Regions from separate parts of the Homo sapiens genome. Here region 1 is linked to region 2. The links are chromatin contacts, found by Hi-C in ENCODE. All regions are on one chromosome and are shown on one strand. Each heading gives the region's core, a stretch centred on a gene start or an enhancer-like site at or near the end of the contact. The rest is flanking DNA. Distances are from core to core; before and after follow the strand shown.

What was found. Hi-C counts contacts between places; a loop is a spot of excess contacts on that map. Pooled maps may share reads with other maps.
Region 1: a map with no recorded cell type shows a loop between it and region 2 (3-fold over the local background). The contact joins the promoter of CTSZ here to the enhancer-like site in region 2. A Hi-C loop is called at or near these places in 3 of 37 single-sample maps with no recorded cell type and 5 of 50 pooled maps.

What each region holds. Positions count from the first base shown.
Region 1 is chr20:59,005,784-59,010,063 of GRCh38, forward strand. It overlaps CTSZ (cathepsin Z), which reads right to left and starts at 1,471. Exons shown (of 6, transcript NM_001336.4): 1 at 1,203-1,471; 2 at 539-702. The coding sequence starts at 1,345. RefSeq lists enhancers at 723-1,534, 2,215-2,374, 2,395-2,504, 2,645-2,724 and a silencer at 1,155-1,754.
Region 2 is chr20:58,406,637-58,411,216 of GRCh38, forward strand. The region is part of intron 1 of VAPB (VAMP associated protein B and C); the gene reads left to right. Among named protein-coding and RNA genes, the nearest start is that of VAPB, 20 kb to the left of the region's middle. Within about 2 kb of position 1,520, at least 11 of the 41 ENCODE cell types and tissues checked have a DNase peak (open chromatin) inside an H3K27ac peak, as active enhancers do.

The sequences.
Region 1 (4,280 bases), core at 221-2,720, 600 kb after region 2:
TCGTTGATAGGGAGGGCCTTAGTTTCCCCTTCCTCTTTGCTAAGAGCCTCCCTACCCTACTCCTGCCAAAAGCCTAAGATAGAAACCCACCAGGCTGGAGGTAGTGACCAGGTTAGGCCATGGGCTGTAGCCAACTAGCCTCACCCAATATTCCAAGCCCAGGACAGGCTTTCATCTGTGCTGAGAAGCAGTTTACTTCTGTATCCTCAAATACAGCCTGGGGACTCAGTGATTTTGCATTTCTGTTTCTATCCCAATGGCTGAGGTCACAAGCTTTGGGGGAGAGAGGGCACCTGGCAGCCACTTGTCACTGGGATTCAGTCCTAGTCCTGCCTGTCACCCAAAAGCCCCAGAATGACCCAGCTTGGGTCACCTCAGCAGAGGGCAAAGGCCCGCGCTCCTCGGCCTTAGCACCCCAGCCCAGGCTGACCTGGCCTTGAATCACAGGCCCCTGGAACCGCGGGCTGAGCTGCCTGGGCCTATAAACAGGCAGCCGGGATGGGCTTTCCTGGCCCACAGTCAAAGGGCGGCCACTCACCCGCCATAGCGCTGGTGCTGGCGTGGGCCCAGCAGGAGCCGCAGTATTGGGGGATGTGCTGGTTCCGGGTGATGCTGGCATAGTTGACACCATCCACATTGCGCCAGTCCCAGCTCTTGGGCAGATCCGCTGGGGACAGGTACTCATGAGGCCGGGGGTATGTGCTGAGAAGAGATCATCCCCACCCAGATCGGTGCTGGGGCTCCCGGGGGCCGTGGGCCCAGGAAGCCCTCGGTAGGGCCCTCCCGCCTTTCCCAACACCTGAGGGCATGGGAGTGGGGCCACAATCACCAGAGGTGAGCCAGGTGTGGGCCCACCTCACACTAGGAGGCTCCAGCGCTCTCAGAATGTGAAGGAGGCAGGGCACCCCCGAAAGGAGGGAACCGGGTTGCTCCCCCAGCCATGCCGCGCCGTAAGGGCCACCCCCAGAGGCCGAGGAGGTGGGGCTGGCCTGGCTTTCTGGCCAGGTGGGGCTTGTCCAACCCCACAAACATCAGGGCTCACCCTGGATGTGGAAGAGAAGGAGCGACCCCCAAAACGAAGCGGCTGGATCTGACCTTCCAAGGCCTGTTGGCGACGCAGGGCCCCCAGGAGGCAGAGCGCGCGCCTGGCCCGGGCGATGGGCCTCCCGTCCCCCCAGGGCTGCCTCCCCGCCGGTGCCCACCTGCGCCCCAGCGGAGCCAGCCCGTCCCCCCGCAGAGGCCGGTAGCAGGTCTGTCCCCGGCGGAAGTAGAGGCCGCCCTGCGCCGCGCCCGCCAGCAGCACGAGCAGCAGAAGCGGCCGCCACCCTGGCCCGCGCCTCGCCATGGCCCCGCGCCGGCTCCTGGGTCCCGCTCCGGATCCCGCTCCGAGTCCCAGATCCCGCGCCGGCTCCCGCTCTGGATCCCGCCCCGGCCTCGGCCTCGGCCCAGCACCCGGCCGACCCCGCACTTTGGGCCCCTGCCCCGCCCGGCCCTTAAGGCTGCGGCGGCCAGGCCGGGACACTCCCCCGGGGCGGGGCTGTCCCATCGCTGCTCCTGCCCCGCCCGGTGACCCCTGCCCTCCCCGCCCGGCTCCGCGCCCCGCTCCCTCCCTGGCTCCGGGGCACCTGAACTCGCGGGCCAGGCGCGAGGTCGCCGGGCAGACCCCAGCCTGACCCCGCCGCCGGCCGCCGCCCTGAGCGCGGGACTGTCCGGCTGGACTCATTTGCCGGGGTTCCTGGCTTCGGGGTGGGGGGCCGCAGGCTCATGGGCCCCCTTGGCCCTGCATTCCTGGGGCCCTGAGCCCTGGGGAGAGGCCCCCAGCCTCACATCTGGGCCCAGGCCTCCCCTAGGAAGGGATCCTGGGATGCGGCCACCGCCCCCAAAGAAGGGTCCCCGCGCCTGGCTTTCTAAACCCCTTTTCCCAAAGGCCCAGGCCCTTTCGGGGGGACGGTTCCCTTTTGCAGAGAAGGAAGGAGGGATCCTTCTAGAAAATGCCCCAAAGGAAGATTCCACTTGGCGCAGGCATCAGGAGTTATCCAATGTGACTTCCAAAGACGCCTTGAAAAGGTTTTCTGCTAACGAAACTCTTCTTAGTCAAATGAGGAACCAAAAGCAGAAGTGGCCCCCCAGGACGTGGTTTTGTAACTGGGGGAGGGCTTCTCGCTCCCTGCGGCCCCTCTGTTTGTCATGGCCCTTGGGCCCACACCATGGCCTTCTTCTCTGGTAAGAACAGGGCCCGGCATTCTGGGCTGCGACCTGACAGGCCCCTGCTGGGGGCCCTTGGCACAGGGCCCACAGATGAGCTTGCCTGACTCTCTCCATACTCAGTGGCACTCACCACATTCCAAGCGTGCCACGTGGGCAAGGGGAAGTCACAGTGGCTGCCTCCTGACTTCCAGAAGCTTCCATGACCATTCCCGGAAGCGCTGAGGTGGCCATGGAATCCCCGCATGACTGTCCGAGTGGAGAGCAAGGCTGGAGAGCTGCTTCGTCAGCCCAGAAGTTTCAGTCCTTGTTCCCCAAAAAGTGGTCACTGAGGCAAAGTGTGGCCCCGGGGCTCTACCTACTGATGTGTCTCTTATTTGTTTGGCAAGTCGCTCATGGAAACCATTAGTGTCCATCAGTCATCAGAAGGCGGGGTGGGGTGGCCATCCTGGGAGAAGTCCCCAAGCTTGAGCTGGCGGTGGGGGTGGGAGCGAGGCCTCCCAACCTCTGGGCATAAAAGGAGTGGAAAGAGAATTGCCAAGAGGGGGCCTTTCTTCCTCCCATGTCAACCCTCTGGCCTCCCTGACTATAGGAGCTGGGTCCTTGTGAGGAAGAAACCCAGACACAGCTGCCCTTGCCAGGTCATCAGGTGGCATCTACCAAAGCGGCCGGTTTTTGGCTTCTTCTAAAGAAAAAGCTAAGAACTCACAAAATTGTGTGGTAAGAGATATCGTGCCCCTCCCTCCAGGTACCCATAGTTATGATCCAGGTACTGTGAAGTCCAACAGCACATTCTACAGCATGAGAAACAAGCCTGGAGAGGGGAGGGCCCCTTGTGCTTGGCCTCTGATGCCTGAGCTGTGATGTCCTGGGCCCTGGTCCCTGAATCTGGGTGAAAAGGCACCCAAGGTGTAAGCTTTTCTTTCCTGTAGCATGGGGAGAGCTGGGGTGCTCTGAAGATGCCCCGAGACTCTCCGAGCAGGTCCAGCGCATGTAGAAGGTATGACAGGCATGGTCAGCAAGGCAGGCACACGACCCCTGCAGTCACATGAGGCCCTAAGTCCAGAAGTGTAATGCAGAGCTGAACGAGGGGCTCTCCAGGTTCACTGTGCCCTGGGCCCTGCAAATTATGTAGCTGGGTCTGATGACAGCAACCACACCTGCTCCATCACAAGTCCTGTACATCACCCGCTTTCAGCCCAGAGCCTCTGGCAAATCAAACTCACAAACAGGGGTCAGGAGGAGGGGTGAGATGGTCAGGAAGGGGAATAAACATTCACAGTCCTGCTCCCAAATGCTGGCACAAAGCTTAATTTATCTGGGGAGTTCCAAAGAGGAGACTCTCCGGATTTACCCTATTGAAAGTTGGTTAAAGGGAAGGATATTTTTAGGCTGGTAACAAAAAGGACGTCCAAAGTTGACAACTTGTGCCCCCTGGGTTTCCCTAACATAGAAGCAATTCAAGATCAGAATCTGATGGAATAGGGCAGGAAGAGAGGGAGGGAGCCTATCCATTTGAAATCATCATTTACTTTTTCTTTTCTTTTTTTTTTTTTGGAGACAGAGTCTCGCTCTGTCACCTGGGCTGGAGTGCAATGGAGCAATATCGGCTCACTGCAACCTCCACCTCCTGGGTTCACGCAATTCTCCTGCCTCAGCCTCCTGAGTAGCTGGGATTACAGGCACACACCATCACACCTGGCTAAGTTTTTGTATTTTTAGTAGAGATAGGGTTTCACTACGTTGGCCAGACTGGTCTCGAGCTTCTGACCCCGTGATCCTGCCGCCTCGGCCTCCCAAAGTGCTGGGATTACAGGTGTGAGCCACCGCGCCTGGTCTGAAATCATCATTTTCAAGCCAAGAAGGAAGGAAGGGGGCCTGATGAGACTTATCTCTCCAGCCTCTTCTCATGGGTCCAACACAGCAAACCACGCAGAGACAGGGCTCCTCATCTCTGAACCTGGCCCTAGTCGAGTGGATGCATGTCTGGCTGCCAGACTGCTCCGAGAAGCTGGCGGGCTGTGTCATTTTGGGGGTTACTAAAATCGTGCAGCAGAGGATCCTAAATAGGATTT
Region 2 (4,580 bases), core at 270-2,769:
CGTATGGAGGCTTTTTCACATGCTGTCATCTCCACTAAAGATGGAACACTTTGGAGAAGTTTTACTTCTGTTGTTAATGACTTTTTGCACTTGAACTGTTAAAACAACTACAACCATGAGAAATTGGGACCCCATGCTATTTTATCACTCATACCCCTAACTTGAGCATATTATCTGTCTTGACTCATCCTGCTTTGTGTAAAATGTGAATCATGTTTTGTCACTCTTCTATTTAGATAGAATTTTATTTGCAGTAGAATATTGCTTATCTTTTTGTTTATTTTTGTGATTACTGTAATCAGAAATTTTGGTCTTTCAAGTAGAGAATAATTACTAGATGTTCGTTAGTCAATGGGATAAAGAATGCATTGAAAAAATTCAGTTTATTAAATCGTCTAAGATCCTTTTAGAACTGATGTAAAATTCATCTGTGAATAATCTTCTACTGCACGATAATATTAGTGCTGGATATAGATAGAATGTATGAAGCCTCAGCTCTTATATACTCCTTTTAGCCATTTTTCTATTACGAAAAAAAATCTAGTGTATTAAAGGAAAGTAGTGACAGTATTTATCTTTAGATGGTTTCTAGTATTTGAAGTTCATACAGAAGCTTTTGTCAGAATTGTACACATGGGTCTTTGTCTTGAGTTAATGAGACCACTGCAACTTTAAACATGTTTTGAGTGATAACCTTGATTTTTATAAATTATACAAGCATGACTATCAAGGCTGGTTTATCAGTTTTCAACAACTTTACAAGTCTGAACAAGTAGAAAATTATTTCAAAAGAACCTTGTTTGGATCTCACATAAACTACAGGTAGCTTTCTGTATATGAAAAAATTTTTAAGTACAGAAAAATACAGATAATATAAATACCCCAGTATGGAGTAACTAAATGTTAATAATTTGTTAGAAGACTCGTTTTAAATCTTTCTTTAATAAAACAAGTAAAACTTCACTAATAATTTATGGCATGTCTGTACTCCATATCTGCTGATTCATACGCCCTCCTTTTTTTTTTGTTTTTTTTTTAACTCCCCGGAGGAATTTAATGTGAACTATTTCCGTTTTTTTCTAGATCACTTAATGTAGTGTCATGGTGTATGGATGACTTAACATGTTTTTGAGACCTATCAACTGTTGAAATACAGATCTAGTTCATTCTTTTAAAGAGTTGTATAGTATTCCTTCATGAGATTTTAGAATTTTTATTGTAAGTAAGAGAATTCTTTATATATTTTCAATTCTGGCCATTCATCTGTTATATAAACTGCAAATATCTTAGTTTTCCAGGCTGTTCCTTACTAACTTTGTATTTTTTTTCAGGTAGCTTTCCTGAGTTTGATCTTAGGAATTCTTAAAATACAGTAGCATGTCTTCCAGTTTAGTTTTCCCACCCATGGAGGTGGTGGCAGGCTGAGTTTTGTTTCTTTCTGCTCTGAAAGACCTAGGAAACTAGTGAATTGAGTAAGCACCCTGCAAGTCTGGTATAGTCTATTTCAATCAAGTTGGCTTCTGGTGTGCCTTTGATGGCATCATCAGTGAGAGTTCTTGGTGTTGATTTCTCTTGCTGCAATAACAGGTGTGATGTTTCTCAGTAGCTGGCTGGCTCCCGAGGATACCAGGAGAATACTTTATTAATTTAAAACACTGCATTCTAAGAGTTCTTCAGGAAAGTTATGTGTCTATGGGTAGGGTTGTTTTTATGTGGTTATTTCAAAATAAGAGCTATACAATCAGGCTTTCTGCTGGAATATTGGAATATAATGTCTGCCATTTAAACACATTGGTTGCAAAGCTTTAAAGCTTTATTTTTGTTTCTAAAGCATTGATTTAATGTGTGAGCTAACAATTCGATCAAGAAAATAGATTTTTAAGAAAACTTCTCCAGTGTCCTTATTCTTGAGTTCATGGTTATTTAACAGCTCACTCTCTTCGAATATCTGTTAGTATGGTATCTTTCATTTTTTAGGGAGGGGGCAACTTTAAAAAAAAACACCATAGAATAATTATGATGAAAGCATTATTGACACAGTGAGCATTTTTAATACCTTCAACCTGTATATAAGCAGCACAAATTTAGAGTGATTTCAGATCCGGGTTTTGAAGTAGGTGTCTGTTTACAGGAAATGCAGCAGAATCAGAGTACAATGACCTCTGAGGAAGTCTCGTATTCATGCAGCATACATTTTTACTATGTTTGTGGCACTGTTCTAGTTTGGAGGATCTGGTGATGAATAGGACAGACACCCCCCCCCCCCACCCCGCCCCCCACTCCATGTGGAAACAGGAAAGGAACAAACAAAATATGTCCTATGCAGAAGATGAAAAGGGTGTAATGCTGGAACAGGAGCAGCAGTAGTCTCAGTATTTATTCACCCAGAGCCTGGATGTGCTTACAGAGGGTGCATAGAGGAAGAATACAGCCATTGTGTGAAGTAGATGGAAGCATGGCATGGCTATTTGTTCATTCAGCAAATATATTATTGAGCATCTGTTCTATGCCTGCAAGTGCTCTAGGTGCTGATGATCAGTAATGAACAAGAGGGACAAAAAAGTCTGTGTTGATGGAGTTTCCATTCTAGAAGGGGAAGATTTACATAAACAAGAAAAGAAATAATGTGGGGATTGGTGCACTGCAGATGGGTATAGAACGCAGAAAGCAATAGGATACTTTTTAATGTAAATAGACTGTCAAAGGGTAAAATTTAAAAATATTAATAAGATATCCAACAGATTTTGCTTTAGAATGTCCGTGTCCCTCCATTTTAGTGTATTTTTCCCACATAGAGAGTCTACTGTATTGAAACCTCAAGCACACTTTTATTGTCTTAACAAAATCCATCAAAAGTCATAGGCTTCTGGAGACAGATTATTACCTTCCCAGAAGGTAATCTTTTTAGAGTTGAAGTGAAATATGGTAATTTGTTTTTTGGAGAGGCTGTGAAAAGGAGAGATACTGTACCTAATTTGTGTTTGCAAGAGTATAAAATAATATAGCTTTTTTTATGCAGAGTGGAAAAAACTGTTGTGAAGCTAATAACTTTAAACTTGTATCTGGAAAGCTGAGACCTGATAGATTATATATCAAATTGGTATACAACTTATTTGGTAACATATATAGGTTGAGTTTCAAAGTATTGTAGCTACATCAGAAGATAAATAACAAAGGAAGGATATGTATTTGTGAAACCAGAATTTCATGAACTCTAGAAAAGGAAGAGGAGCAATCACTTTGCACAACAAAGAATCTTTATTCATATACACACACACACACACACACACACACACACAATACAGATAGATATTTTCAAAATCTCAATAATATTTAATATTAGAAATGTTAAGGGGGATACTACCGAAAGTGAATTAATATAAAAGACCAAATGCTTTTTCCCCTTCCTTTTTTTAAAAAAAATATAGTTTAGAACAGTTTTAGGTTCACACAAAAACTGAGCAGAAAGTATGCACAGAGTTCTCTTGTAACTCCTACCCCACACATGCATCATAACCCCCTCCACTGCCAACATCCTACACTGAGAGGTACATTGGTTACCATTGGTGAACCTACATTGACATGTCATTGTTAGCCAGAGTCCGTAGTCTGCGTTAGTATTCATTTCTAGTGTTGTACATTCTGTGAGTTTTTACAAATGTATAATGACATGTATCCACCATTATAATATCAGAGTAGTTTCAGTTTTACTGTCCTAAAACTGCTCTATGCTCCTTGTGTTCTTTCCTCCCTTAAATTTTATCAACACCGTATTTATTTATTTATTTATTTATTTTGATAACAGAGTCTTGCTCCATCACACAGGCTGGAGTGCAGTGGAGCGATCTTCGCTCACTGTAACCTTCGCCTCCTGGGTTCAAACTGTTCTCCTGCCTCAGCCCCCCGAGTTGCTGGGATTACAGGTGTGTGCCCCCACACCTAGCCAATTTTTGTAGTTTTATTAGAGATGTGGTTTCACCATACTGGCCAGGCTGGTCTCGAACTCCTGATGTCAAGTGATCCGCCCCCCCGCCCCACTCAGCCTCCCAAAGTGCTGGATTATAGGCGTGAGCCACCATGCCTGGCCAACACCTTATCTTTTTATTGTCTCTGTAGTTTTGCCTTTTCCAGAATGTCATAGAGTAAAATCATACAGTATGCTACCTTTTCATACTGACTGCTTTCACTCAGGAATATGCATTTAAGGCTCCTCCGTGTCTTTTCATGGCTTTATAGCTCATTTCTTTTTAGCACTGAGCACTATTTCAGTGTCTGGATATACCACAGTTTATTTTATCCACTCACAAAATGCTTCTGCATTTTGGCAGTTATGAATAAAGCTGCTATAAACATCCATGTGCAGGTGTTTGTGTGGATATAAGTTTTCAACTTACTTGGGTAAATACCAAGGAGGGTGATTGCTGGATTGTATGGTAAGAATATGTTTAGTTTTGTAAGAAACTGCTAAATGGTCTTTCAAAGTGTCTGTGCACCGTTTTTCATTCCCACCAGCAGTGAATGAGAGTTCCTGTTGTTCCACATCCTCACCAACACTTGGTATTGGTAGTATTTTAGAATTT